Regions from separate parts of the Homo sapiens genome. Here region 2 is linked to region 1. A link is a loop called in an ENCODE intact Hi-C map of the cell type or tissue named here. Cell type or tissue: HCT116. All regions are shown on one strand. Each heading gives the region's core, and the rest is flanking DNA. Links, peaks and the distances in the headings are about the cores only.

What was found. Hi-C counts contacts between places; a loop is a spot of excess contacts. Peaks named below come from ENCODE experiments on the same cell type or tissue, not always from the same donor. Only the 100,000 strongest peaks of a DNase experiment are listed, where the experiment ranks them.
Region 2: it touches region 1 in a loop (2.1-fold over the local background); 26 of 110 quality-filtered maps call a loop at or near these places.

Annotation. Positions count from the first base shown.
Region 1 is chr15:75,097,939-75,112,883 of GRCh38, forward strand. It overlaps LOC124903529 (a long non-coding RNA gene), which reads left to right and starts at 8,910. Exons shown (of 2, transcript XR_007064720.1): 1 at 8,910-8,939; 2 at 10,215-14,390. RefSeq lists an enhancer at 13,032-13,101. In HCT116, for the core only: no CTCF peak of the experiment used is centred there; DNase peaks (open chromatin) are centred at 7,043, 10,063 and 10,723; H3K4me3 peaks cover 2,026 bases; H3K27ac peaks cover 2,232 bases.
Region 2 is chr15:75,028,941-75,043,885 of GRCh38, forward strand. PPCDC (phosphopantothenoylcysteine decarboxylase) reads left to right here. Exons shown (of 6, transcript NM_021823.5): 3 at 14,501-14,596. Among named protein-coding and RNA genes, the nearest start is that of PPCDC, 13 kb to the left of the region's middle. RefSeq lists enhancers at 238-427, 2,484-2,984, 7,485-7,985, 13,927-14,016, 14,107-14,416 and 2 more and silencers at 4,939-5,132, 8,335-8,573. In HCT116, for the core only: no CTCF peak of the experiment used is centred there; a DNase peak (open chromatin) is centred at 7,491; H3K4me3 peaks cover 1,500 bases; H3K27ac peaks cover 795 bases.

The DNA of each region.
Region 1 (14,945 bases), core at 3,690-11,689:
CCAATTAATATCATTCATTGTAATCATGGCATGCCATGTCCTACCCACAGCTGATAAAATCCGACAGAAAGCATTAGACTCCCACAGGATGGGTAATATGTCTTGGGAGGACCTTGTGGGCAAAGTGAATACAAGTGGCAGCTGCACCCAAACAAGCCCAGGGTCAGGACCCACCCAGGTGAGCAGAGCTTGGAATTAGCCAGTGAGGCAGGAGCTGTGGCTGAGGCCTGTCCAGCCGTGTGGCAGGGCTGTGAAGGCAGGCAGAATAGCAAGGGAGGGACGCCAGAGATGGGGAACCATGAAAGATGTCTCGCCTCCTGTTTCAGAGGGAGGGATCCAACTCGCGGGGCAAGAGCGGCTGGAACTGGAGGGAGAGAATAGTGTCTGCAAGAGCAGAATACCAGACATCAGAGTTAGCAATCCAGGCAGGAGCCAGAACCCAGGGCCACAGAGAGCATGGTCTGCCCTGTCCCACCGCTTTCTCTGTGACACAGGGGAAAGAGGTTACAGAAATTGAGTGATAATGGCTAAGGTGAATCAGCCACGAACTATAGCCCTCTCAGGAGCTGCAGGCCCTGCCCTACCCAGCCTGCCCAACTGGTGGGTGGCAAAGACCTGTCCACCCACTAGGACAGGGCAAGAGGCAGAGCTACCAGTTAGGAGCTCACGTGGTCACTGTCCATGGGAATGGTGGTTCAGGCCAACAAAATCAGATTGTCCAGCGACAATTGTCAATTCCCACTGTAAGGCCACAGCCCTGGGATGGGAATCCTGGTTGGACTACAGCTCACAGTCAAGGTTGGAGTATTTGTGTAGCCCAGATTCAGGCTGAGTCCCTAGCAGCTGAGAGCCTGCCTAGGATACAGGAAGTGTAGTTGGGCATCTCTGGGTTTAGACATCAAACAAGGAAGGGCGGGGTGAAATGAGGAAAAGTGACCAGGATGGCAAGGGACCCACACCTTCCCCTCAGAGCTGCTGCAAGGGCAGTTCTCCTAGCCCCAGTACATCCTAGGCGCCGGTTCACAGCTGGTAGCCTCCTGTAACCTGGACTAGCTGGACAAGTTGGGCCAAATAGATTGTTCCTTTGGAGTCTGATTATTATGAAATATTCTACTTTTTCTCTCATAATACTTCTTGACTTAAAGTTTGTATAATATTTCCATATTAGCTTTCTTGGGATTAGTGTTGACATGAAATATTGCTTTCTAACCTTTGACTTTCACCTTTTTATGTCCTTATATTTATATTTATTATATTTATTTATTTATTTATTTTTGAGACAGTGTCTCACTAGGTCTCCCAGGCTGGAGTGCAGTGGCTTAATCTTGGCTTACTGCAACTTCCGCCTCCCCATGTCCAAGCAATTCTCATGCCTCAGCCTCCTGAGTAGCTGAGACTACAGGTGTATGCCACCACGCCCGATTAATTTTTTTTTTTTTTTTGAGACCGAGTCTCACTCTGTCACCCAGGCTGGAGTGCAGTGGCGCCATCTCGGCTCACTGCAAGCTCCACCTCCTGGGTTCACACCATTCTCCTGCCTCAGCCTCCTGAGTAGCTGGGACTACAGGCGCCCGCCACCACGCCTGGCTAATTTTTTGTATTTTTAGTAGAGATGGGGTTTCACCATGTTGGCAGGCTGTTCTCAAATGCCTGACCTCAAGTGATCCGTCAGCCTTGGCCTCCCAAAGTGCTGAGATTACAGGCGTGAGCCATCGTGCCCAGCCTACGTCTATATGTGTATGTGTGTGTATATATATATATATATATAAATATATTTTGTTTGTTTGGTTTTTGTTTGTTTGTATAATATTTCCATATTAGCTTTCTTGGGATTAGTGTTGACATGAAATGTTGCTTTCTAACCTTTTGCTTTCACCTTTTTATGTCCTTATATTTATTATATTTATTTATTTATTTATGTTTGAGACAGCGTTCACGCCATTCTCCTGCCTCAGCCTCCCGAGTAGCTGGCACTACAGGCGCCCGCCACCATGCCCAGCTAATTTTTTTTGTTTTCTTTTTAGTAGAGATGGGGTTTCACCGTGTTAGCCAGGATGATCTCAATCTCCTGACCTCGTGATCTGCCCGCCTCAGCCTCCCAAAATGCTGGGATTACAGACGTGAGCCACTGCGCCCAGACTTAATCAATATTTTTTTAAATAATTTCATTTTGTTCTGCTGTTAGCTTTTTTTTTTTTTTTTTTTGATGGAGTCTTGCTCTGTTGCCAGGCTGGAGTGCAGTGGTGCGATCTTGGCTAACTGCAAGCTCCGCCTCCCGGGTTCAACAGGTTCAAGCCATTCTCCTGCCTCAGCCTCTGGAGTAGCTGGGATTACAGGCGCCCACCACCACACCCAGCTAATTTTTTTTTTTTTTTTTTTTGACAGAGTCTCGCTCTGTAGCCCAGGCTGGAATGCAGTGGCACAATCTTGCTCACTGCTACCTCTGCCTCCTGGGTCCCAGTTCAAGCAATTTTTCTGCCTCAGCCTCCCGAGTAGCTGAGATTACAGGCATGTGCCACCATGCCCAGCTAATTTTTGATATTTAGTAGAGACGGGGTTTCACCATTTTGGCCAGGCTGGTCTTGAACTCCTGACCTCGTGATCCACCCGCCTCAGCCTCCCAAAGTGCTGGGATTACAGGCGCGAGCCACTGCACCTGGCCTAATTTTTGTATTTTTAGTAGAGACAGGGTTTCACCATGTTGGGCAGGATGGTCTCAATCTCCTCACCTCTTGATCTGCCTGCCTCAGCCTCTCAAAGTGCTGGGATTACAAGCACGAGCCACTGTGCCTGGCCTACTGTTAGCTTTTTAATTGCATTTTCTTTTACTACTATTTTAGTGGTCATCTTAGAGATTATAAAATGCATCCTTGATTTATTTCAATCTACATTAAGTTAGAACATTTACAATTTATACTTAAATGATGCAATAACCTTATAACAGTTAACTCCCATTTAGTACCCACCCTCTTTGGTTTTATTGTTGTCATATATTTACTTTTTTGATTTTTTTTGAGACAGGGTCTTCCTGTGTTGCCTAAGCTGGAGGGCAGTGGCATGATCTTGGCTCACTGGAACCTCAACCTCCTGGGCTCAAACGATCCTCCTGCCTTAGCCTCTCCAGTAGCTGAGAACAGTAGCTGAGACCACAGGCATGCATTGCTGTGCCTGGCTAATTTTTTTTAAAATTTTTTATAGAGATAGGGTCTTGTTATGTTGTCCAGGCTGGTCTGAAAATCCTGGCATCGAGTAATCCTTCCACATGGGCATCCCAAAGTGCTGAGATTACAGGTGTGAGCCACCACACTGGGTCTCATATACTTGCTTTTATGTGAAAAATCTTATGAGATGTTGTTTTAAATAGCCAATATTTGATTCTCATTGGACACATTTTTACTCTTTCCTTGTGCTCTTCATTCCTTCTTGCAGTACCATCAGGGCTCATTTTCCATCAGCCTGAAAAATTCCCTCAGCCTGGGCAACATAGGGAGACCTCATCTCTACAAATACTTAAAAAAAATTAGTTGGATATGGCGGTGCACGGCTGTGGTCTCAGCTACTCAGGAGGTTGAGGCAGGGGGATAGCCTGAGCCCGAGAGGCCAGGGATGCAGTGAGCTGTGACAGCGCTACTGCACTCTAGCCTGGGTGACAGAGCGAGAGCGAGACCTGGTCTCAAAAAATAAAAGACAAAAACAAAAATAAACCTTCTCTAGTTTTTCTTTTCTTTTCTTTTCTTTTCTTTTTTTTTTTTTTTTTGAGACTGGGTCTTGCTCTGTCACCCAGGTTGGAGTGCAGTGGCACAATCACAGCTCACTGTAGCCTCGAACTGCAGGGTAGCTGGGACTATAAGTGTGCACCACCACTCCTGGCCAATTTTTTATTTTTTGTAGAGATGTGGTCTTACCATGTTGCTCATATGGTCTTGAATTTCTGGCGTCAAACAATCCTCCCAAAGTGCTGAGACAGGACCCATGAGCCACCGTGCAAACCTCCTCAAGTATTTCTTATAGTGCAGATGTGCACTAGTAACAAAGCACATTCTTTCCGCTTTTGTCTGTCTGACAACATGTTTCTTTTACTTTATTTTTTGAAGTGGGCATATAATTGTAGCTTGGCAGGTTTTTTTTTTAGCATTTTATTTTATTTTATTTTTGGAAGAGAGTCTGGCTCTGTTGCCCAGGTTTGAGTGCAGTGGCACAATCTCGGCTCACTGCAGCCTCGCCTCCTGGATTCAAGCGATTCTTATGCCTCGGCCTCCTGAGTAGCTGAGATTACAGGCATGCACCAGTATGCCCAGCTAATTTTTGTAGTTTTAGTAGAGATGGGGTTTTGCCATGTTGGCCAGGCTGGTCTTGAACTCCTAACCTCAAGTGATCTGCCTGCCTCGGCCTCCCAAAGTGTTGGGATCACAGGTGTGAACCACTGTCCCCAACTCTTTTTAGCATTTTAAAGATGTCATTTCATTATTGTCTGGCTTCCATAGTCTGCCATCAGTTGTATTGCTGGTATCTCTGTCTCTCTCTCTCTTTTAAAATGTGGTTTCTTTTAAGACTTTCTACTTTGTCTTTGATTTTCAGTAATTTAACTGTGATGAGGCTAAGTGTAGTTTACTTTATGCTTACTCTGCTTGGAGCTCATTGATATTCTTGAATCTATGGCTTGATGCCTTTCATCATATTTGTGGAATTCTCAGCCATTATTTCTTTTTCTTTTTTTTTTTTTTTTTTTTTGTTGAGACAGAGTCTCACTCTGTCACCCAGGCTGAAGTGCAGTGGCACAATCTTGGCTCACTGCAACCTCTGCCTCCTGGGTTCAAGTGATTCTCCTGCCTCAGCCTCCCAAGTAGCTGGGATTACAGGCACGAGCCACCATGCCTGGCTAATTTTTGTATTTTTAGTACAGACAGAGTTTCACCATTTTGGTCAGGGTGGTCTCGAACTCCTGACCTCAGGTGATCCGCCCTCCTTGGCCTCCCAAAATGTTGGAATTACAGGGATGAACCACCACGCCCAGCCTTCTTTGTCTTTTCTTTTCTTTTCTTTCTTTCTTTTTTTTTTTTTTTTTGAGACAAGGTCTCATTCTGTTGCCCAGGCTGCTGGAGTGCAGTGGTGCAGTCATGGCTCACTGCAGCCTCACCCTCCCTGGCTGATGTGATCCTGATCCTCCCACTAAAGTAGCTGGAACTACAGTTGTACACCACTATGCCTGGCTAATTTTTGTATTTTTTGTAGAGACAGGGTTTTGCCATGTTGGCTAGGCTGGTCTTGAACTCCTGGGCTCAAGTGATCCTCCCACTTCAGCCTCCCAAAGTGCTTGGAATACAGTCGTGAGCTACCATGCCCAGCCCATTATTTCTTCAAATACTGCTTCTCTCCTATTCCCTCTCTTCTCTCCTTAAGGAATTCCAAACACGTATGTTAGACCTTTTGAGCACATCCCGTGCATCTCTTATACTCAGTTCTGTTTTTCCTTCTATTATTCTTTTTGCTTTGTGCTTCAATTTGAATAATTTCTATTGACTGGTCTTTAAGTTCACGAGTCTTGCCTTCTGCTGTATATAGTCTTTTGCTAAACCTATCCAGTGAGTTCTTAATTTCAAATATATTTTGCAGTCCAAAATGTCAGTTTTTTGGCTGGGTGCAGTGACTCATGCCTGTAATCTCAGCATTTTGGGAGGCTGAGGCAGGTGGATCACTTAAGCTCGGGAGTTTGAGACCAGCCTGGGCAACATGGCAAAACCCTATCTCTACAAAAAATACAAAAAATATCTGGGTGTTCCCTTTTCCCTTCCCCTTCCCTTTCTTTTCCTTTCCTTTTCTTTGACGGAGTCTCGCTGTGTCGCCCAGGCTGGAGTGCAGTGGCACAATCTCAGCTCACTGCAACCTCCTCCTTCTGGTTTCAAGTGATTCTCCTGCCTCAGCCTCCTGAGTAGCTGGGATTACAGGCACCCGCCACCACGCCTGGCTAATTTTTGCTTTTTTTTTTTTTTTTTTTTTTTTTGAGACAGAGTCTCACTGTGTTGCCCAGGCTGGAGTGCAGTGGCACGATCTTGGCTCACTGCAAGCTCGCCTCCTGGGTTCAAGCGATTCTTCTGCCTCAGCCTCCTAAGTAGCTGGGAGTACAGGTGCATGCCACCACGCCCAGCTAATTTTTGTATTTTTAGTAGAGACGGGGTTTCACCATATTGGCCAGGCTGGTCTCGAACTCCTGACCTCATGATCCGCCCGCCTCGGCCCCCCAAAGTGCTGGGATTATAGGCGTGAGCCACATCGCCCGGCCAATTTTTGCATTTTTAGTAGAGATGGGGTTTCACCATGTTGGGCAGGCTGGTCTCAAACTCCGACCTTGTGTTCCACCCACCTTGGCCTCCCAAAGTGCTGGGATTACAGGCATGAGCACCACACCCGGCCAGATACTTATTTTCTTGGCCCATTGAGACTGTGACTTCCTGCTTGGTCCACTTCCTTGCACCTGAGTTTGGGAAATGGCTTCATGGAGAAAGCAATTTAAATGTGAGGCTTGTCCAGGCGAGGTGGCTCATGCCTGTAATCCCAGCACTTTGGGAGGCCGAGGCAGGTGGATCACCTGAGGTCAGGAGTTTGAGACCAGCCTGGCCAACATGGCAAAACCCCATCTCTACTAAAAATACAAAAATTAGCTGGGCGTGGTGGCACACGCCTGTAGTCCCAGCTACTTGGGAGGCTGAGTCAGGAGAATCACTTATATCCAGGAGGCAGAGGTTGCAGTGAGCCAAGATCATGCTACTGCACTCCAGCCTGGGGGACAGAGTGAGACCCTGTCTCAAAAAAAAAAAAAGTGAGGCTCACCTCATGTGCATTCCTTCTCCAACGACCATAACCCTGCATTGGCTGCTGTCCAGTGCCTACAAACTGTTGTTGGATATTCTATTTTGCCCAGTATTTATGGTTGTTTACCATGGTAGGGTAAATCTGAGATCAATGAGTCTGCCTTGGCTGGAATCAGGTTTCTCCCTCAGGGGTTTGAGTGGTTGAGGCTAAGTTGAAAGGGTGTGTTTCAGAGCAGCCACAAAGCTGTCTGGACTCTGAGGTCATGCCCAGGAAGCTGAGAGATGAGGAAATGGAAAAAATGAGTTTGCGGAAGCTGGGAGGACAAGAAAAAGCTGAACAAATGCAGGGTGGTTGTGGGGTGTTTGTGAGGGAAGGGAGCGGATGCTGAGAGAGCTCAGGAAGTGCCATAGGACCACTCACCACACCCTGTTGTCTTGAATCCCTAGTGCCCACACGCAGTACCACTCTCCAGCCCCAGGGTCCATGCCTGGACAAGGTCCAGGTCCTACTCTTGGAGTCCTGTGAGGGCCTGTCTCCCTTACTGATAATAATCCCCCAGACTCAAGGGAATCCAAGGGACCTGCTGATCTGGCAACCAAAAGGACTCAACCTCCCACCACCCCAACAGGTAAAGAAACCAAGGCACAGAGAGGTTAGGTTCCCTTCTGAGGGCCACACAGGAATAAGTTGTACAGCCAGGATAAATACCCACATACTGTAAACTCATGAGCCTGAGCTCTTAACAAATGGGTTCTCCTACCTCCCATGAACAAGCACAATCCAGTCTCTTCTCATGAAAGAAAACCTTCTGGACTCAAGCCCCCAAGGCGGCCCATGAGCTCAAGTAGCCTGTGCCCCCTGCACCCTTGGAAGGCATGAGCTTCCTTGGGCCTATACATGGAAGACAAGGCTCTGAACAGGTAGCAAAAGGTCTGGTTATGAACCTTGCTCTGTTAATGATTTGCTCGGGAACCCCAGGCAAGTCACCGTCCTTCTCTGAGCCTCAGTTTTCCCCAACACTTGTGAGGCTATTGTAAATTGATGATAAACCCATGTGGGAGGCTGGGCATGGTGGCTCATGCCTGTAATCCCAATACTTTGGGAGGCCGAGGCTGGTGGATCACTTGAGGTCAGGAGTTGGAGACCAGCCTGGCCAACATGGTGAAACCCCGTCTCTACTAAAAATACAAAAATTAGCCAAGCATGATGGCGCACACGTGTGGTCCCAGCTACTCGGGAGGCTGAGGCTTGAGAATTGCTTGAACCCGGGAGACAGAGGTTGCAGTGAGCTGAGATTACGCCACAGCATTCCAGCCTGGGCAACAGAGCGAGACTCTGTCTCAAAAAAAACAAAACACAAAAACCTATGTGGGAAACAGCCCTTGGGGCTCCCGGTGCCCAGCAGTGCCGGGCCTGTCACTGACCTTGCTCTAGGATGATTCACAGGGACGTCGTGGGTGGCCAGAGGGCTCGTGGGTGGCCAGAGGGCCCCTTGCCTGCAGCAGCAAGAGCAGAATGGCTGGTGTGCCAAGCTTCGGGGCACCAGTGGGCAATAGGAGAATTCTGTCAGTGCTGGGGAAGGGAGTAAGGAAGCAAGAACAGCCTTCAGGCGTGGGTCTCCCAGCCACAGGGGCTGTAGGGGAGACCCCGGAAGGAGGATGGGGCAGCTGTCTTAGAATACCAATCACCCAAAGGAGCCCATATTCCATGTTTACCAGGAGTACCAGGGTCCTCAATATCGTCTTCACTTGCATTTATTTGCATTTTTTGCTTATAATTTGTCATTTGGTGGGGTCTCATTTCATATCACAGTCTCTACTTTTTCCTCCCTATTTGGGCACAGGGAGAGGTGGACCTTCAGCTAAGTCCTCCTCGGGGAATTTCATTTTAACTCTCAATATACCTTCAGACTCCATTAGACCCAATTTTAATTTTAATTTTTAACCAACCTTTCTTTCTTCTTTCCTTTCCTTCGTTCTTTCTTTCTTTCTTTCTTTCTTTTTTTTGACAGGGTCTCACTCTGTCTCCCAGGCTAGAGTGCAGTGGCACAATCTCAGCTCACTGCAACCTCTGCCTCACAGGTTCAAGCCATCCTCCTGCCTCAGCCTCCCGAGTAGCTGGGACAACAGGTGCGTGCCACAACGCCTGGCTAATTTTTGTATTTTTTGGTATTCTTATTTTTAGTAGAGAGGGGGTTTTGCCATGTTGCTCAGGCTGGTCTTGAACTCTTGAGCTCAGTGATCTGCCTCCCTCGACCTCCCAAAGTGCTGGGATTACAGGCATGAGCCATCATGCCTGGTTGAAGTTTCTTTTTTGAGCAGTTCAAACGATTTATGAGGATTATTTTATTACTTTTATTTTTTCACGGAGGTCTCCCAAAACCAAAGAGAACTTTTATTTATTTATTTATTCATTTATTTTTTTGAGATGGGGTTTCGCTCTTGTTGCCCAGGCTGGAGTGCAATGGCACAATCTCAGCTCACTGCAACCTTCACCTCCCGGATTCAAGTGATGCTTCTATCTCAGCCTCCCAAGTAACTGGGATTACAGGTGCCTGACACCATGCCCAGCTAATTTTTTTTTTGTTGTTGTTAGTAGAGACAGTGTTTCACCATGTTGGCAGACTGGTCTCAAACTCCTGACCTCAGGTAATCCTCCTGCCTTGGCCTCTCAAAGTGCTGGGATTACAGGCGTGAGCGACTGCACCTGTCCACTTTCTTTTTTTTTTTTTTAATAAAAAAGAATGAAGGGCTGGGTGTAGTGGCTCATGCCTGTAATTTCTGCATTTCCAGAGGCCAAGGAGGGCAGATTGCTTAAACTCAGGAGTTCGAGACCAGCCTGGGCAACAGGGTGAAACCCTGCCTCTATGAAAAAATACAAAAATTATTTGGGCTCAGTGGCACACCCCTGTACTCCCAGCTACTTGGGAGGCTGAGGTGGGAGGATTACTAAGCCCAGGATGCAGAAGTTGCAGTGAGCCGCTGCACTCCAGCCTGGATGACAGAGGAGACCCTGCCTCAAAAAAAAAAAAAAAAAAAAAAAGAAGAAGCTTATTTTATCTTGTAATTATCATATGGATCTACTGGATCATTTGTAAATCTAAAATATATTATGAGATCTTCATGATCTTATTTTTCCTATATCATAAAACATTTTGCTATTGTATTCCCTCAGGAACTATTTCATCATTACTCATCAATTATTCCCAACCCATGCTTTGAAAAAAAGACTAAAATAGTAAGAAAACAGAAGAATGATGGAATTGCCTGAATGACTCAATAGTGACATGAGTCATTGCTATTTCACCAATTTTCAGTTTTCTTATTGCCTTGTCCAAAGCATTAGGACCGTCTTTCAAGAAAGTGTAAAAAGTCCAGAGATATCATCTTTGTATTTTTTTTTAGCTTTCATTGCACACAGTTAAGAATTCAGAATTGTTCATTTTCCTACAAAGAGGAAAGAGAAGGAAACTGACAGAGGAAGACATTTCACAGCTATTAGAGCAATCAGTAGATGAATGCAACGCGACAAACAGCAGCACTCTAGACTGTAATGATGAGGTAAAAGCATCGTATGAGCAAAATCTTCAGATGATGACATCATGCATGAATTTTCTCAAACCCAAGAATTGTCCCTATTTTCCCAGGGGTAGGGGAGAACTAGAGAGGGATGGCTCTTTGCCCAGGGTCACTCAGCTCTTGCTCTGTCCTGTTGCTCAGAGATCTGTGACTGAGCCAGCCCCTCCTGTAGCATACAGTAGATGCTGCCCCGCAGGATGGGACAGGGCTGGACCTTGAGGTGAAGAGGCTGTCTGGATACCTGCTCCTGACTGCTAGCTCTTCGCCCACCTCACCTGCCACCTGTCCTTTGGCGTTGGGTTCTTGAGGCCGTGGTTTCCCTCTGGGTGGTGACTCAGTGCCCACAGCCCGCCTTGCATGTGATCTTCCCCTCCCCTGGGCCTCACTGACTGCCCCAGCAAGAGGCAGCTGTGGTTTCCCCTGAAGCAGCAACCACGAACTGCCAAGCCCACCCCACCCCTCCGTGTCCTAGCCCCAACCTCGGGGCCTCAGCTGAAGGAGAGATGGGGAGGCCTCATAGGCCCATGGCACTTGGTGTTTACAACGAGCTTAGCCCTCACAGCATGAGTGTGGAAAGTATTATCCCTATTCAATTGATGAGGAGAGTGAGGCCAACATGTGTGAGGGGCTTATTTCATTTATGCATTCATTTATTCTACAAGCGTCTCTCAAAAGCCCACTAAAACCCAGGACAGTAGACCCAGAGACACGATGTCCAGATGTACCTCAGGAAGGACTGGCCCTGGCGGCGGGAGGGTCGTGAGTGCTCAGCTCTCCAGGGATTGCCCCCAGCTGCAGAGATTTGCCTCCTCTGCCTCGGCCTCCCATGCCTTTCTCTGGGCAGCCTCATATCCAAGGACTAATCCAGCTGGGTACTAATTCAGGCCCGGCTATTTAAGCCCTGTGTGGGGCGGTGACAGGTCATTCGGAGCTCCCAGTGAGGCAGCTGAGGCCAGGGTTGGGCCTGTCTTGCAGCTGGACTTCTTCTCCCTCTGCCCAGTTTGGCCTCTTTGCCTTCCCTTCTCCAGGTGCTGTCTGCAAGAGCTCTCCCTAACAGACATCCCTCACAGTAACTCCGAGCCCAAATCCACTTCCTGAGGAACCCACCCTGCAACCCTCGGCTTTCAAAGAGTGGCCAGCCTCATGGCACAGAGGCATGTAAACCACCCGGGTGGGGAGAGAATAGGCCCAGGGAGACACAGCCACCGGGGCCCAGAAAGCTGGCTTTGGTTTTGTGGGGGGTGTGGGCCGCAGAGTTCAGGATTGGGGCGTGGCAGCAAGGCAGGGGCCCAAGCGCCTGAAAACCACAGCCCACCCCCTTGGCTTGGAGAAGGGCGAGGTCCCCACCTGTCTACCATGATTTTCTCAGACCCAGTCTGCTCCAATAAGCAGCCCCCGCTCGGCTGGACCGTCTCCCAATTTCCCTTCCCAAATACATACTCTGACTGTGGGTCTAGATGCCTCCTACATCCTGAGTGCCTTGTGGCCAGCCAGCAGCAGCAGCAGAGCTGCCCAGAGGAACTGTGCTGGATCTAGTAGGGGGAGAAGGGAGAACAGGCCCTTCTGGGACCCCAAGATCCCGTGCAGGGAGCACATCTGGGTTCCAAACCCACAAAAGGAAACGTGGCCAAGAAAGCAACCAATCTCCACCCCCGGCAGGGTTGGGCTGCACCGCCATACTGTGACTGTGCTGGCTACAGTCCCATGGCGATGGGGAACTCACAGCCCCGTGCCCCTCCAACCAGAGGTCCCTGGGCTGGGCAACTTAGATAATTAGGAAGGTCTTCCTTCCCTTAAGGTCCTCCTCTGGCCTCTGGAGCTATGGGATCTGCTGTTCTTTGGTACCAGTAATCCACATGTGAGGCCCCATTTTTCTCCTAAGTCACTGTAGGATCTTGGGCCTCAGTTCTCCATCTGTTTAGCAAGGGAGAGCAGAGGAGAGCCAGTCCTTCCACTTCCCACCTGCCCTGACATTTTATGACTCAGTGATACACTGACGCCTGTCCCGTTCTGCCTCCTTGCCTTCTCTCCTCCAAGTTGCCCAGCTCCATCACCTTCCCTGCCCCTCCCTTGACCTTCCACCTCCCCTGGGCTGACAAGAGCTGAGGGTGGTCAGAAGTCGGCCCGGCTTCCCACCTGACACAGAGGACTGCTCGAAGGAGATGCTGGTCACTAAGAGCAGGGCAGCAGCTGTAACAAGCCAGCATTCTGGAAGCTCCTGGAAATCATATTGCAGAATGCTGGCCTGGCAAGGGGTGAGGGTAAGGGTCTAGGGTGGGGAACAGTGAGTTCTATATAGCAGGGGAGCCAGGACAAGTGCTGTCCATGCTGGAATGCTTCGTTCTGAGCAAGAATGACATCACAGACAACCCCTGCTCCATGCTTATTACCATGGGCTGCCCAAACCCCCACCCACACAGGGAGGGCAGCGGGAGGGGACAGAAATGAATGGGCACAAGCTGTGGCATAAATTCTGGTGGAGGATGGAGGGAAACGATGCCAGAGCATCTAGCCAGGCCATAGCCTCACAAGCTCTGTCCCTGAGACAGGATTTCTGCAACACTGGAGAGGGATGGTACCCAGCCATCCATGACTTCTGTGCCAGGCCCGACTTGTGTTTAATTGTATACATTATTAATGGAACTGGTGGCAAGGGGCTGGGGCTCAGTCTGTGACCAGCATCAGGGCTCAGTCTATGACCAGGTTCAGTGCTTTATCTAGGACCAGGACCAAGACTCATTCTGTGGTAGGATCAGGGCTTAGTGAGTGATCAGGATGAGAGCTCAGTCTGTGACGAGATCATGGGCTCAAGCCTATAGCTCACATTAAGGATCCCCTCCGGGTGGGGCTCAGAGCCAGGGACATTGTGGAAAGTGTCTGAAGGCAAGGTGGGGTCAGCTGGGAGAGAGGGGAGAAGTGGAAGCATGAAGGCCAAGAGGTCCCTGGGCCTGAGGCCAGCTGTGTGAAAACAGAAAAGAGAGTCAGGACTCCAGCTCTGCCACTCACTGGCTGTGTGATTTTGGAGAGTTACTTCCCTTTTTGAGGTCTATGTTGTCTTGTGCGTAAAATGGGAATATTAGGCCGGGCACAGTGACTCACACCTGTAATCCCAGCACTTTGGGAGGCCGAGGCAGGCAGATCACGAAGTCAAGAGATTGAGACCATCCTGGCCAACATGGTGAAACCCCGTCTCTACTAAAAATATAAAAATTAAAGCCCAGGCGAGGTGGCTCACGCCTGTAATCCCAGCACTTCGGGAGGCCGAGGTGGGAGGATCACGAGGTCAGGAGATCAAGACCATCCTGGTTAACACGGTGAAACCCCATCTCTATTAAAAATACAAAAAATTAGCCTGGCATGGTGGTGGGCGCCTGTAGTCCCAGCTGCTGGGGAGGCTGAGACAGGAGAATGGTGTGAACCCAGGAGGCAGAGCTTGCAGTGAGCCAAGACTGCACCACTGTACTCCAACCTGGGCAACAGAGTGAGACTGTCTCAAAAAAGACAAAAAATGAGCTAGGCGTGGTGGCAAGCACCTGTAGTCCCAGCTACTTGGGAGGCTGAGGCAGGAGAATCACTTGAACCCGGGAAGCAGAGGTTGCAGTGAGCCAAGATCACGCCACTGCACTCCAGCCTGGCAACAGATCAAGACTCCGTCTCAAAAAAAAAAAAAGGGGGGGAATATTAGTTAGGTGCAGTGGCTTACAACGTTAATCCAGCACTTTGGGAGGCCAAGGCGGGAGGACAGATTGAGCCTAGGAGATTTGAGACCAGCCTGGGCAACACAGTAAGACCCTGTCTCTATAAAAAATTTAAAAGGTAGCTGGGCATGGTGGGGCCCGCCTGTAGTCCCAGCTACTTGGGCGGCTGAAGCAAGAGGATCGCTTGCGCCCAGTAATTCAAGGTTGCAATGAGCTACAATTGGGCTACTGGGCTCCATCCTGGGTGACAGAGTGCGACCTTGTCTCTGAAAAATAATAATAATAAAATTTTTAAAAGTGGGAATTTTGACTTCTGTTCTGCCTTTGAGATAGAGTCTTGCTCTGAGTCACCAACATGCAAGTTACTATTTCACAAAGCACCAAGAACCCTTATCAATACCTGCCTCCCAAGATTATTCACAGGAGTGAGAATGCACTTCATGAGACAGCAGAAAAAATGGGGAGGGGTTGTTTGCTCAATTTCCAAAGGAGAATTGCTTCAGACAGGAAAATCTCAAAAGGAAACAGCCTTACTGTTGTCATGGCTTCTCCTCACAGTTCTTCTGGTCAGTTTTTATTCCCCAAAATAATGTGTACAGAGTATTTACAGTCAGAGAATGCTAAAGGATTACAACAAAAATAACACGCTCTTTACCCCACGTCAGCCTGCTCGCCAAAAGCAGCCATTTCAACTTATTCAGTTGTTTCTTCTGGTTTTTACTCCCTAAATAAAGCATTGATTTCAATTCTGGTTATCTCCCAAGAGGTCCAATTTAGATGCTGTCTCTAGGGCTCCCTATTGTGACAGAGGAGGTTCACTTACACTCTTTCTCCTCTCCTTTCAATATCATACCACCAC
Region 2 (14,945 bases), core at 3,935-11,934, 69 kb before region 1:
CTTTGCTCCTTCAGGTGTTCAGAGCTGCCCCAGGGGCCCCCGACTGTGTGCTGGGGTGAGGGACTCTAGCCCCCGTCCTTGGCCAGACCCTCAACTTGGATCTATTTTCTATATTGGGGTTCTGGTGCAGAAGTTCAAGGCTTTAAACAGCGTGAAATCTAACAGGGAGTGGCCCCACTTCCTAGTTCCACCTCCAGGGCCCTTAGTTGGTCTGTCTTATCCCCCTTGGTCTTTGCGTGGCTGGGCCCTGCTAGGCTGGCTGCCCTCTCTGCTCCTCTCTCGCCTTTTCACATTCTGTGCAAAGCCTTCCCTGTCTGCCCCAGCCCAGCCCCTGTGGTTTTGGCCCCTTCTTTTAAACTTATTTGACATAGAACTATAGGTTGCCTTAGACACTGCTGGTGTTACTGGCCCCTAGTTTTTGGTGGGGTCTTGTGAAGTTGCTGGGCCCCAGGCCTGGCTTTTCCCTCTTGTTATCAGCTGAGCACCCAAGGTGCAGTGGCCGTATCTGGCATGTCCAGCAGGGGGCGGTGCTTACTCACAGATGACCACGTGGTCACATCAGCTGGGGCTGGGCTGGGAAGTGTTTCACTTTTTTACTTTCCACCAACTTCCACCCAGAAAGTCACCCCATCACCCCACCCCCAGGGCTGGGATAAGCCATGAAGCTGCCAGCCAGGGATGACAGCCAGGCCAGAGTGGGGGAGGGAGGAGAGTCTCGTGGCACTCTGACACTGGGTGCTGCACTTTTAGGGCAGTGCTGCTTAGGCCCAGCCACCCGCTGTGTACCCAGAAGCATTGGTAGGAGCTGCCCAGCTAGAGCCGTGAGGGTGGGAGGCCTCTGCCACCACCCCCTGGGGAGGGAGGGAGCCATGCAGTTCCCTTTTCCCATAGCCCCAGGGCAAGTGAGTTTCCGGACTAGGGGTGGATAGGGGCGGGGAGTCCTATCCCAGGAAACAGATGGGCAGCCTCAGAGCGGAGGGAAATGGCAACCCTACCGCTTCCTCCCATCCCACGCAGCCAGCGTTTGGTGGGAGGGGGGTTGTGAGGAAAGGGTTGCCTGGAGCAGGGAGGTGCTCCAGCCCACCCCAGGGCCTTTTAGCCTGGGCCCCATGGGATGGCAGGCCATGTCTGGAACAGGACTTGGCTTCCCCTCTCTGGTTGGAGTTGATGCCAAAAGTGAGGCAGCCAGAGGGCACTGAACTGGGAGGGAGGGCTCCCCGACTCAGCCTCTTGGAGCTTGCCTTTCCCATTTGAAAATAGGGCTGATTCCTGCTGCCCATCCCCCAGACTCTTGTCAGGCTCCCTGAGATGTTGGCTGGGGTGGGAGGGGTCACAGATGAAAATGGTCCTGTGCCAGTGACTCAGCACAGAGCCTGGCATGTTGAAGCACTCGGTTGTGTGTGTTTCCTGGCCATCACCCTGTCCTTTCCCCTTGTTCATGTCCTTTGGGCCAGCCACATGGTGTGGGGCAACCCCACTGGGAAGAGCCATGGAAGCCACAGTTCACCTGCTCTTGTGGAGGGCCCATGCCTTTCATCTGCAGGGAGACAGCTCTCCAAGCCTGGCCTTGCTTATTAGGGCCCTCGTGAGGTGTTGGGATCCAAAGGTAATCCCTGGATTGCCTTGTGTTGGCCCCAGTGGTGGCGTCTATCCCTGCACACTCCCCTTCACTCCCTGATGGCCCTGATCTCCACATTGCCTCCTGCTGGATCTCCTGCAGGAGCATCATTGTCCCTTGGAGCAGTCACTTTCAGCTCTTCACCTGCTGAGTCGTGGGTTCAGGTGCTCAAGGCTTTCCGGAACTTCCTTAGGTACATCCAGATTTTGTCTAGCACATGAACAGCTGGGGTGTGGGCTGCAGGGAGCTGGGGGATTCTACAGATCTGGCCCATCACTGTTCCTGATTGACCAGTATGTCCAGACATCCCGGGAAAGCCGCTAATGTCAAGGTAGCCAAATCAGGGAGACTGTGAGGGGTGGTGGAGAGACATGGATTAGCCACAAGCCACACACACCAGCAGTCAGGGAGAGTAGTCACTAGCAGAGATGACCTTGAGTATGTTGGGGCAGGTGGGCAACCGTGTCACAAGAGAGGCAGCTGAGCACATTTCTGACGCTGGGACCCTGGGCAAGTCCGTTCTTTTTGGCCATAATTTTCTTATCCACACAGTGAAGGAGGGGCAGGTTCTCAAATGATCCATCTCCAGGGCCTCTTCTGGCACTGGTGTTAGAAGATTCTAGATGTGAGGGCAAAAAGGACTAGGACCCAAAGGCAGCCTGAGAGAAGGTCCTGGGGCTCAGGAGCTTCAGGATGCCGGGGGTTTTGTAGTTCCGTAGTTGTCATGTAATTGAGTGGCAGTAAAATCCGGGTTGTCAGCTCAGGCAGTTTCTTCCCTGGGGTTGGCAGCCTGGCCCATGCAGGGGAGCAAAAATGGCTTTCCTCCATCTTGCTAGGCTGCTTGGCTGGGCTATGAGTTCAACTGACTTATAAACAAAATTAACAGGGCCGGGCGCGGTGGCTCACTTTGGGAGGCTGAGGCGGGCGGATCACTTGAGGCCAGTTCGAGACCACCCTAGCCAACATGGTAAAACCCCAGCTCTACTAAAAATACAAAAATTACCCGGTTGTGGTGGGCGCCTATAATCCCAGTTACTCAGGAGGCGGAGGCAGGAGAATCGCTTGAACCCAGAAGGCAGAGGTTGCAGTGAGCTGAGATCATGCCACTGCACTCCAGTCTGGGTAACAGAGCAAGACTCCATCTCAAAACAATAACAACAAAAAACAAGATCAACAGGAGAAAACCATATTTAGTTACATATCTGCACATGGGTGTACCACAAAATATGAGATTCCCAGAAGGGTGAGATGGCTGAAGCCTGTATAGCAGCCTGAGCTACAGAAGGAAATAGGGGCTTGGGGCTTCTGGGGGTGGTGGCGACACAAGTTATGGGAGGGTGAGGGGAGGAATTATACGGTCTTGTTAGGCAGATAAAAACCTCTCAGATAATAAAAGATGCCTCAGCAGATTGTCAATAAGTCAGTCTTCCTTTCTCAGGGAGGGGGACTCAGGACAAGGGGAATCCCTCTTTAGGCAGATAAGAGAAGTTCAGAGAAAGTTCCTCCCTGCATTTGTTTTTCCCCCAGTGCCTTCAGGTTTGAAATAATCAGCATACCAAAGCCGCATATTATGGGGTGGCATTTCCTGAACTCCTTCATCCACACCCTTCAAACTTGGGAGGAGAAGACAGACATCGCCCTAGCTTTTGCCAGGGCAGGTGTCAGCAGAATTCAGAGCCAAAAGGGGATTTCTAAAGATAGAGAAAACCCCCAACTCAAGGAGTCAGCAGGCCTCGGGCTCAGAGAAGGATACATTTCTAGGGTGTCTGTCAGGACATCCAGGTCTGTCGAGGGTGAGGAAAAGAAGGCTCTGCTCATATGCAGTGTGGAGTAAATTCTGACTTTCTGGAGGACCACTTGACAATATTGAGAGAAATTAAAACATCTTCATAGTCCTTGATTTACCCACAGGATTAAACTCTGTGGGGTGTATTTACAAAGTGAAAGGATGTCCATTATAGCATTATTTATAATTTCAAAGCAAAACTGGAAGCAAACAAAATATCCAGCAGTAGAGAGCTGTGGTGCCCTTATGATTTATGGGACAATCTCTCAGTGGATTACTTGGCAATGATTCAGAAAAATGGGGTGGCTCTCTCTGTGCTGAAGGGAGCAATCATCAAGATGGAAGCGGAATAAGCAGGGTGTAGGAGCTAGCAAACTGGACCCCCCCCCCCAAGGCCAAATTCGGCTCTGCCTGTTTTTGTATAGCCTACAGCTAAGAATGATTTTTACATTTTAATTTTTATTATTTATTTTTGAGACAGGGTCTTGTTCTGTTGCTCAGGCTGGAGTGCAGTGGTGTGATCACTGCTCACTGTAGCCTTGACCTCCCAGGCTCAAGCAGTCCTCCCACCTCAGCCTCCCAAATAGTTGGGACTGCAGGCGTGCCATCACACTCTGCTAATTTTTTTGCATTCTTTTTGTAGATACAGGATTTTGCTATGTTGCCCAGGCTGGTCTCAAACTCCTGGGCTCAAGTGATCTGTCTGCCTCCACCTCCCAAAGTGCTGGGATTACAAGCATGTGCCACTGTGCCTGGCCTGATTTTTACATTTTTAAATGATTAAGTCAAAAGAAAAATAGTATTTTATGACTCGGAAAAAAAGTGATATGAAATTCAGATTTCATGTCCAAGACAATTTATTGGAACACAGCCATACCCATTCATTTACGTATTGCCTATGGCTGCATTCGTGCTACTACAGAGTTAAATCATTACGACAAAGCCTAAAATATCATCTGGCCCTTTATAGAGAAGGTTTGCCGACCCCTGGTATGCAGCCTGATTCCTTCTGTGTGTTCTTATACTGAGTTACTGCACACAGTTTTTTCCTCTGGAGGTGGTTACCCTTGTGAAGGGGGACCAGTGGAGGAAGGGAAACTTGCATTTTTCATTTTTGTATCATTCTGTTCAGTTTTAATTTGTAACCTATGTGTATATTTGTGTGTGTGTGTTTTTTTGTTTGTTTGTTTGTTTTAAGTCAGTGGGGCTTTTGGTGGGAATATTGGGGAACATTCTTGATAAGTTTGTGCTTTTTTTTTTTAAAGTGCTCACTGAGGAAAGAGCAGAAGACATAAGGCCTGGTTTGAGGATTTCTCTTTTTTTCTGGGTGGGGGCCACCTGCCCGCTCTGTGTCCTGATGTGGAAACTCTGAGACCTTTATTTGTGCCTCTGCCTGCTTGGCTGGCCCCTTCCTCCTCTGGCCTGCAGCCCTGTCACCTGCTCCTCTAGGGACAGAGCTCTGTCGGCCTCTGGGCAGAGGGTCCCGCACCCCAGGGTCCTTCCCTGATTGCCCAGAACAACGTTCCTGTGCAGAGCCTCCCTAGACCACCTCCCTGGTTTCCTTCTTGAGAATTTTCTGAAGTTGGGGAAGCACACAGAAGGGTTGGCATGAGGAGCTGACACAACCAGAACACCAGCTCCCCCAGGGGCAGATGAGAGCACGACTGTTTCCTGCAGAGCCAGGTGGGAAAGGTCAGGGTCACAGAAGGGCTGGGGTGGTACGGTGAGCTAGATGGAGCCCTACCATGTGGTCTAAATGGCCCATGCATGGGTCATAAGGGGAAACCAGGCACAGAGGAAGAGGGTCTCGCCCACGGCCTTCCAGGGAGTGAGTGAGTTAGCAGAACTGGGGGCTTGAGGCCAGGTTTCCTGGGTCCTATCAGTGAGTGAATTGAAGAGCTCAGACCTGGAGCTCATTCTCTGCTCAAGCTCACCAATGCTTGAGGATGGTGGAATTTGTGGATTCCTATCTTGGTCTGCCTTGCAGTTAGGGGTTACCTGTACCCCACCTATCTGTTAGACTGAGCCCTAGGAGAGGCCAGAGCTTGGATCTTATCAGCCCTGCCCCCACCATATAAGAGGCTTAGTAAATGTTTGCCGAGTAGAGGCATCATCATGAGCCATGGAACCCACTGAGCCAACCGGAACTCCCTTGGGGGTTTTGTTAAGGAGGCCACCTCCTTCACAGCTCCCGCGCCTCATGTGCCAACCGCACTGGGCCCCAAGAATCCTTTGTCCTAGAATGTACCCACCAACTCCCCTGCTCAGGTTAGTGTCAGCTTCTTAGCTGGCCGCTAGGACCTGGGCACAGATCTGGAGCATGCCATCGTCAACACTGGTAGACCCAATGTCAGAGTCCTCTGCTGTGCGTCCTGGCCCAGAGGACTGGGCCACCAAAGCCCTGGGTTCCTTGTCTTGTCACAGATTAAGTGCGGGGCTACCACTTCCTCTTTAGAATCCTCCTTGGTCTCCAGTGGAGGCATCATCACGCCCTACTAGAAACGCCTGCTCTCCAGCCACTCAGCTGCTAGTTCCAGTTGGGCTCTTCTCCTTTTCTTGTATATGCCAGAGCTGTGCTATCTGATATATTTAAATTTTCTTGTATATTCCAGAGCTGTGCTATCCGATAAATGTAAATTTGAATGTGGCAGCCGCTTGCCACATTCAAATTTAAATTTAAATTAATTAGAATTTAATAAAAAATTCAGTTCTTCAGTCACAGCAGTCACACCTCAGATGCTCAGTGGCCACATGTGGCCAGTGCTGCCACACCCTACGGCACAGGTAGGGCCGTTCCCATCATTGCAGAGATGGAAATGCTCTTCACGGATAATGCTGTAGAGTTGTGGTTCTCAACGGGGGTGATTTTCCCTCCCAGGGGACATTGGATAATGTCCAGAGACATTTTTGGTTGTCCTAACTTAGGGATGGTGGTGCTACTGGCTCTTGGTTCTAGTGGGTAGAGGCCAGGAATGGGCTTGGCGGTGGAGACTCAGGCCATGGGATTTGTCTCATCCTGTGGCTGCGAAGTGCCTCTCCACGAGTTCCTTTGATAATCTGCCCCAGACGTAGCCTGGCCACACTAGGGGCCTGAAGTAGAAACGGGAGGTATCACTCTAAATCCTCATTCCATTTCTCCTGACCAGACCCAAATCAGGATTCCTGATGTCTCTTCAGCAAAGAAAAGGAAACTAGACTTGCCAACTGGTTTCGGGAAGGAATCTCTATACATGCTAGATAAAATGCAGGCAGCTTATGTAATAGGGTCTGTCCAAGCCTCAGTCACATACACAAAGAGATTTAGCTTAAAACTATTAGCTGTAAAAACTTTTCTCAGGTAGGCTGAGCGTGGTGGTTCACACCTGTAATCCCAGCACTTTGGGAGGCTGAGGTGGGCAGATCACCTGAGGCCAGGACTTTGAAACCAGCCTGGCCAACATGGTGAAACACTCTTTCTACTAGAAATACAAAAATTAGCTGGGCGTGGTGGCGCACAACTGTAATCCCAGCTACTCTGGAGGCTGAGGCAGGAGAATCTCTGGAACCCAGGAGGCAGAGGTTGCAGTGAGCCGAGATAGTGTCATTGCACTCCAGCCTGCACAGAGCAAGACTGTGTCTCAAAAAAAAAAAAAAAAAAAAGGAAAAAAACTTTTTTCTAAGTGGTGTCAGCAGGGGACTAAGCCGGGAGCTGCCTTTCAGGAATTCTGTAGCATATGGGGGATTCTTTTTTAATGCCCAGCGCTGCTTCTACCAGGACCCACAAAGGTGTAAGAGAAAGCCAAGGAAGGCTCCTGCCCTCAGGGAGTTTCTGCCCTGCCAGGGCTCCTTGGCATTTGCTGGGAAAAGGTCAAGGTAAATGAGTAAACGGTCAGAATTATTTAGTATCATAGAAGATAACACATGGTTTTATTTATTTATTTATTTATTTTAATGTGTACAGGGCCCAGCCCTTGGCTCCCAGGACCTTTTGGTGGAGTGAATGAAAATAAAAGAACAAAGCCCATAGGGCTGATGAATCAGATCAAGTGACATCCCTCTAAAACCAGAAAAACTAGTCTGGGCCTGCTAGACAGCACTGGGGTCAGTCAGGGTCACCTCCAAGGAGAGTCAGCTGCTTCAGTGGGTCAGAGGTGGGGCATCAGGAAAGACCCGCCCATCACATACTCTTCGCATTACTCCTTAGTGAAGACCTTGACCCCAGGAGGCTCCCTAACAATGTGACTGTAACCTGGGAGGGTGGCTAGAGAGTGGAGCCTCTGAGAGGTTAGGCAAAGAGCTTAGAGGGAAGATCTCAAGCAGGGTGAGAGGCTTAACAGGACCCCGGGTGGAGCTCCCCAGGGGACAGTGGGGGCCTAAAGGCTCTGAGACCTTGAGTGACGGTGTAGGGAAGGAAGAAAGGGTAGAGTTGAGAGGGAGGCGAGAACCCCTGAATCAAGGGCATTACCAATTTGGGGATGATTCTTTTTATTTTTTTATTGATGGATGATTGATTGATTATTTTTTTTTTGTAGAGAAGGAGTTTTGCCCTGTTGCCCAGGCTCATCCCAAACTTCTGAGCTCAAGCAATCCGCCCGTCTCTGCCTCCCAAAGTGCTGGGATGACAGGCATGAGCCACCATGCCTGGCGCCCAATTTGGGGATGATTCTGAAGGCCAGCACTAGGCAAGGTTCTCCGCTTTGCAAACTGGAAGATGGTTTTGGGAGCTGGGGAGAGTGGAGGACCTAGACCTTCAGGAAGTAGCTTTCCAAATTTCAGAATAGAGGCGATGAACCTGGGACATTCTTAAGTAGCAAATGGTTCAGGATGGTTGGGAAGCTCTTAGAAATGAAAGATGGTGGTCCCATGAGCAGAAGCAGGCAGTGTATTAGCAGAGATGTGGTCTCTGGCTACCTGAAGCCTTCTGTTGAAGGAGCTGGAAAACAGTTAAGTGGAAGGGAGGACATGTAACCAGAGATGAAGGAAGAATGTGGTCCAGAGCCCCCCAGGGTGAGCTGAAGCTTATGGCAAAACTCAGGAGGCTCGAGAGGGCTGTTTTATGTATTTGGAAGAAGAACAATGAAGCAGTGTCTGGTGCTGGAGGCCAGTGGTAACATTAGCAGAGGATAAGAAGAAATGGGAGGGGCTGGGCGCGGTGGCTCATGCCTGTAATCCCAGCACTTTGGGAGGCAGAGGCATGTGGATTGCCCTAGCTCAGGAGTTCGAGACCAGCCTGGCCAACATGGTGAAATCCTGTCTCTAGTAAAAATTCAAAAATTAGCTGGGCATGGTGGCGCATGCCTGTAATCCCAGCTACTTGGGAGGCTGAGGCAGGAGAATTCCTTGAACCTGGGAGGTTGCAGTGAGCCGAGATTGCGCCGCTGCACTCCAGCCTAGATGACAAAGTGAGACTCTGTTGTTGTTGTTGTTGTTGTTTTTAACAAAGAAATGGGGGGATTCTTTGATCTCATTTTGTTCATCTTCTCTTTTGAGCTTGTGGTGGTAGGAGGGACCTGAACCGAGGCTGGGTGATTCATCTCCTGTCCTGGGCAAGTTCTCTCCTGGGGTGCTAGGGTACTGTGGTTGGTGACCTACAGGAAGTGTGGGAAACGTCAAAGGGGCCAGGGGCAGGAGATGGCTAGTATCCATTTATCAAAAAGGTGAAGGAGGTGAGCTCCACAAATTGCTACAGATGAGGCTTGTAAGTGCTAAGAAAAGCTAGATTGGGATCACTAGGAACAAGGCATATCGATTTTAGTTTATGTTTTGGATAGTAGACAAAGTATTTTTCGATTTAGATGAGGCCTTTGATGGAATCCTAGGACCTCTCCCTAGACCACCTGGGGATGTTGTCAGCATGTTATAGCCAGTGAAAGATCCAACTTGGAAAGAGTTTCTTCTTGGTTCTTTCTCACCCCTTGCTCTGCTGCCACACCCACGCCCGTGGACATTGTGGGTGGCCTCTGCCCTTGACTTTGTTCTGTTCATAATTTGGATTAGTGTCTCTGGGGGCTACTGATGGTGGTGCTGGCTGAGAGGAGGAGCAACAGGATTGAGCTCTCAGGAGCTCTCTGTAGGCTGAGCAAACAGCAGACCAACTCTGGTGAGGGGAAGTTTACCAGGGACATGTGAGGGACAGCATTTGGGACCAGAAAAATAACTGCTCAGATACAGCCTGGCGCTTGTGGCTTAGTAGCAGCATGAATGAGAATAATTTTTTTGAGTTTTTGCTGATTGCAAACTCCATACATCAGCAGAGGGATGTGGCCACCAGAAGAGCTGCTGTGGGCTCAGGCTGCACCAATAGACATGACGCTCTAATTTCTTCATGAACCTAACAGTGGGGTTGCCTTCTCCGACCCCTGGAGGCAGAGTAAATGGCTCTCACCTGTGGGTTCGTCACTTCTGGGAAATTTAATTTAATTTTTTTTTTGTAATTTTCTCCTATTTTTCTGTTCTCTCTGGAACTCTTTAATCGTCAGATTTTTTAACCTACTGAATTGATTCAATTTTCTCATCTTTTTTCTACTATTATCCGTTTCTTTATCTTTTTTTTTCTCCTTTCTGGAAGATTTCTTTTAGACTTGTGTTGAATTTTTTATTTCACTGTTTATAATGTTAATTTCTAAGAGTTCTTTTTTGTTCCTTGAATACTCATTTTAAAAAGTGTTATGTTCTTGTTTCTTGGGTGTAGTCTCTCATCTTTAAGTTTTCTTCTCCCTCTATTGTCTCTGGGTTTCTATTTTCTGTTTGTTTGTGTAATCTCTTTCTTGCTAGAGGACTCTCCTCAGATATCTGATACTCCTTGGCTGTTCTTATTTGGGTGCCAAAAGTTGATTGGAAACTCTGTCTTCACTGCCAGGGACTTGGTACTCATCTGGTATTGAAATGTTTTGTTGGTGGACCTCTGAATTCCATATCTGAAGGTTTCCTTCCCTACCACATCTCCCTACTGCCAGGGTTATTTGTTTTTTCCAGAAGGACCCTATCAGTAGTCTCCTGCCTGGTTGACCTTGCGTTCTTAGGGTCAAGTAGGGGAAGCAGGCTTGGGTCTCTGTTTGGTCTGTAGATACTCACTTCTGCTCCAGGACTCCTTTGACCTCTGTTGTGCTAACTCTGCAAGGGTAGTATGTTTGGCTGCCTTGGGTGGGAAGAAGACCTGGGGGGACTTTAGCTGTTCCTTCTACAGGTCAGGAAGTCCTCCTGTATTCAGCTATCTGCCTCATGCTCACCTTTGTGGTACTCACTGCCTCAAGTCCTAGGCTCCTGGGCTCTAATTGGCTTGTGTCTCAGTTACTGTGTAGGCTTTGGATATTTTCTTTTCTCATCTAATCTAATCTTATCTTGTAGGATCTGCTCTGCTAGTGCTTCCTTTCGCTTCCATCTTCTGAAAGCGCATTGGCACGTCTTAACTGCTGTTGGTTCCTCTTCTTTTTGTTCTTGAGAATTTACTTCTTTTCTTTCTTTGTTTTTTTTTTTTTGAGATGGAGTTTCACTCTTGTTGCCCAGGCTGGAGTGCAATGGTGCGATCTCAGCTCACTGCAACCTCCACCTCCCAGGTTCAAGCGATTCTCCTGCCTCAGCCTCCCGAGTAGCTGGGATTACAGGCATGCGCCACCACACCCGGCTAATTTTGTATTTTTAGTAGAGATGGGGTTTCTCCTTGTTGGTCAGGCTGATCTCGACCTCCCCACCTCAGGTGATCTGCCCACCTTAGCCTCCCAAAGTGGGATTACAGGCGTGAGACACCATGCCCAGCCGTTCTCTTCTCTTCTATTCCTTGACAAGGTCTCACTTTGTCACCCAGGCTGGAGTGCAGTGGCATGATCTTGGCTCACTGCAGCCTCGACTTCCTGGGCTCAACTGATCCTCCCACCTTGGCCTCCAGAGTAGCTGGGACTATAGGTGTGTGCCACGATGCTGGCTAATTTTTTTGTATTAGAGATGTGGTTTCACCACGTTGCCCAGGCTGGTCTTGAACTCCTGGCCTCAAGCAATCTGCCTGCCTCAGTCTCCCAAAGTGCTGGGATTACAGGCGTGAGCCACTGAGTTTAGATCGTTTTAAAAAAAATTACTTTACTTTTATTTTAATGGGCTTCTGGGAGGGAGCAGAGTTTACCTTATTTAACTAAAAGCTTTTTCTTCTATTTAACCTTTATATGTTCTTTTGCTTTAAATTTATCTTTTTATACAAGATATTGATGGATTAAACAATATCCAAGATAAGAATCTGAATTTTAATACAGAAGATGAGCCTGTTATATATTTACTATAATTATTATTATATTAGGATTTACCTATGCTGTCTTATTTAATGCTTGCTTGCTTTTTATTTTTTTATTTTTTTATTTTTTTTGGAGTTAGGGTCTCACCCTTTCACCCAGGCTGGAGTGCAGTAACTTGATCTCTGCTCACTGCAGCCTCTGCCTTCCCAGGCTCAAGGGCTCCGCCCACTTCAGCTTCCCGAATATAGCTGGGACTACAGGCGCACACCACCATGCCTGGCTAATTTTTGTATTTTTTGTAGAGATGGGGGTCTCACCATGTTGCCCAGGCTGGTGTTGAACTCCTGGGCTCAAGCAGTCTGCCTGTCTCGGCCTTCCAAAGTGCTGGGATTACAGGCATGAGCGTAATCCCATTACTGCTCCCGGCCAAATGCTTTATCATATATTCTCTCTGCTTCTTTTTCTCCTTTCGTATCCTTTATGTGTAGATTGAATTTCCTTCTGTGGGTTTGAAAGGTAAAGGTTATTCTTCTTATGGTTACCATAACTTATTGTGCCCTCTTCTTTACCTCATCACTATCTTGTGTCTTCCCCACGAAAGAGACAGGGCCTTCAGCATGGCCCCGCCCTGCCCTGCTCTCCCAACCTGTGCTGGCCCAGTGGCATCTCCAGGACTGGGTTCCGGGGAGGGATAATGCAGCCCTGCTCATTTGCCATCTTACTCAGAACTGGGCAAGGCTTATTCAGGGCCATCCTAGGGAGACTCCAGCATTCAGTGGGAGTTTGGTTTAAATGACCTCTAGGCTGGGCATGGTGGTTCATGCTTGTAATCCTAGCACTTTGAGAGGCCAAGGTGGGTGGATTGCTTGAGCCTAGGAGTTTGAGATAATTCTGGGCAACATGGTGAAACACTGTCTCTACCGAAAATACAAAAAATTAGCTGGGCATGGTGACATGCACCTGTAGTCCCAGCTACTCAAGAGGCTGAGATGGGAGGATCACCTGAGCCCAGGGCAGTTGAGGCTGCAGTGAGCCATGATCACACAACTGCACTCTATCCTGGGCAATGGAGTAAGACTCTGTAAATAAATAAATAAGTGATGGACCTCTGAAAAGGTCCTTGAGGTTTTTTTGCAGGTTCTGGGCATGGTAGATCCTAAGGGGGAGTGAGATGGAGAATGGACAAGTCAATAGAACTCAGAACGCCAGACTTTCTGAAGTTCTTCCTCAGTCTTCTTCTCTGAGACTTCTACTCCTTGGTCCTAGCTTTGTTCCTAGGCGCTGTGCCGCTGTGTCATCCACCCTGCCCTGTACAATATGCAGGAAGCAAGCGAGGAGGGGGTGCCTCAGAGAGACAGTAAGGAGGAATGAGGACAAGGTGGAATTGGCATGGGCACGTCCTACAGAGTGAGAGGCAGGCCTTAGGGCACCACGTCGCTCTCACGTAGGAATGTGTGTCCAGCAGCGCCTAGCCTTCAGCTTTTCACAAGAACTCAGGAAATTGAATTTTCTATGCGAAATCTTCCAACTTGGACATGTTGGCTCAAAAATGTTAATAATCTTGTGTAGGCCAAACAGCATGTCTATAGGCTGGGTCTGGCCCAGACATGGCCCATGACTATAGCTCTGGCTGGTTGATGGTTCTGTCCTTGTCACCCTTGACTTTTCTTTCTTCTGGATAAATGTCCAGAGAAACAAATGTCCTCTCCTGATTCATTGGTTTCCCCCAAAGATGTGGTTCCCTATACACCCCTCTCCCCAACAGCTACTTCCTCTGGGCCCCTGTACTTTGCCAGCTCGTTAGTCTAAAATCTTGTTTTACAGGCTGGGTGCGGTGGCTCACGCCTGTAACACTAGCACTTTGGGAGACTGGGGCGGGTGGATCACCTGAGGTCAGGAGTTTGAGACCAGCTTGGCCAACATGGTGAAAAACCTCGTCTCTACTAAAAACACAAAAATTAGCCAGGCGTGGTGGTGTGCACCTGTAATCCCAGCTACTCGGGAGGCTGAGGCAGGAGAATGGCTTGAACCTGGGAGGCGGAGGTTGCGGTGAGCCGAGATCATACCACTGCACTCCAGCCTGGGCGACAAAGTAAGACTCCATCTCAAAAAAAAAAAAAAAAAAAAATCTTGTTTTACAAATGATAGCCAACCCATCTAGTGCCCTTCACACTCCTGGGTGCTGTTTTTCACAGCCATGTGTTCTGTTAAGCAGATTGCAGGCAGCCCTGGTTTGCGTTAGTAATTTCTTAGTGAATGGGTAGTGTACACCAGGTAAACCTCATTCTCACCCCATGAGTGTAGGGCACACACAGGCTGGGTTCTCCAGGAGCCTGTCTGCAGCCTGTGCCCACGAGGACTTGTTCCTAGAAGTACGTGAAGGGATACTGTCTGCTTTCTCTTCGGGTCATGCATGCACAGAGGACATGCCGCGCCCCAGCCCCCAGCGCCTTGGCCTGCAGAGGGCAGAGCTGCTGTGTGGCACAGAACTCAGGACCTATGAGCCTCCTTGGGTGGCCCCTCCTGCCTGCTGTGGCCTCTGCGGCCCTGGCCTTGACTTCCTTTCCTGTCACTTGCGTGCCTCTGCCACTGGGCCTACCTCTGCCCGAGTGGCAGGAGCTTGCAGCTTTGTATATACGGGCAGTTGGTGACTCATTCCTCAGCAGCCCCTCAGATAGGGAAGTGAAACAGCCACACCTGATAGGGCCTGACCTTTGGGTGACAGCAGAAGTAGCTAAGCAGACATGAGGCTTGCAGCTAAGGAGGGAAGTCCTCTCTCAAGCCAGCCTGTGAAGACAGCACCTGCCTGCCCTGACCCTCCTGTGGCCTCCAGGCCTGTGGCTCTGGTAACAGTTTCTTCCTCCCTCCCCGCCACCCCCTTCTTCTTGGTGACAGCTGGAAGTAGCAGTGGTCACAACTGAGAGAGCCAAACATTTCTACAGCCCCCAGGACATTCCTGTCACCCTCTACAGCGACGCTGATGAATGGGAGGTCAGTGCTGGGGCCCCTGGGCTGAGTTCCATTGAGTTTCCACCAGCAGGACAGAACAGTCCTCCCTACGGCCTATGGTCTGGCAGCTGGAACAGACAGGCTGGGCTCAAGTCTGTGGTCAGGGCCCTCTGGGCAGAGGCAATGAAGAAAACATCTGTCTAGCTTCTGGCCTGCAGGAGGCCCTAGTCTCCTCCCGGCCCAGGCAGAGCTGGGCTTTGGCCTGGTGCCTGAGGTTGAGTGTCCTTGTACTTATCTGGGCTGATGAAACCACAGAGGAGCTCTGTTCCCACCACCCTTGTCCACGTGGTTCCTGGCGTCAGGGCTGAAGAGAACGCCTCACTTCCCACGG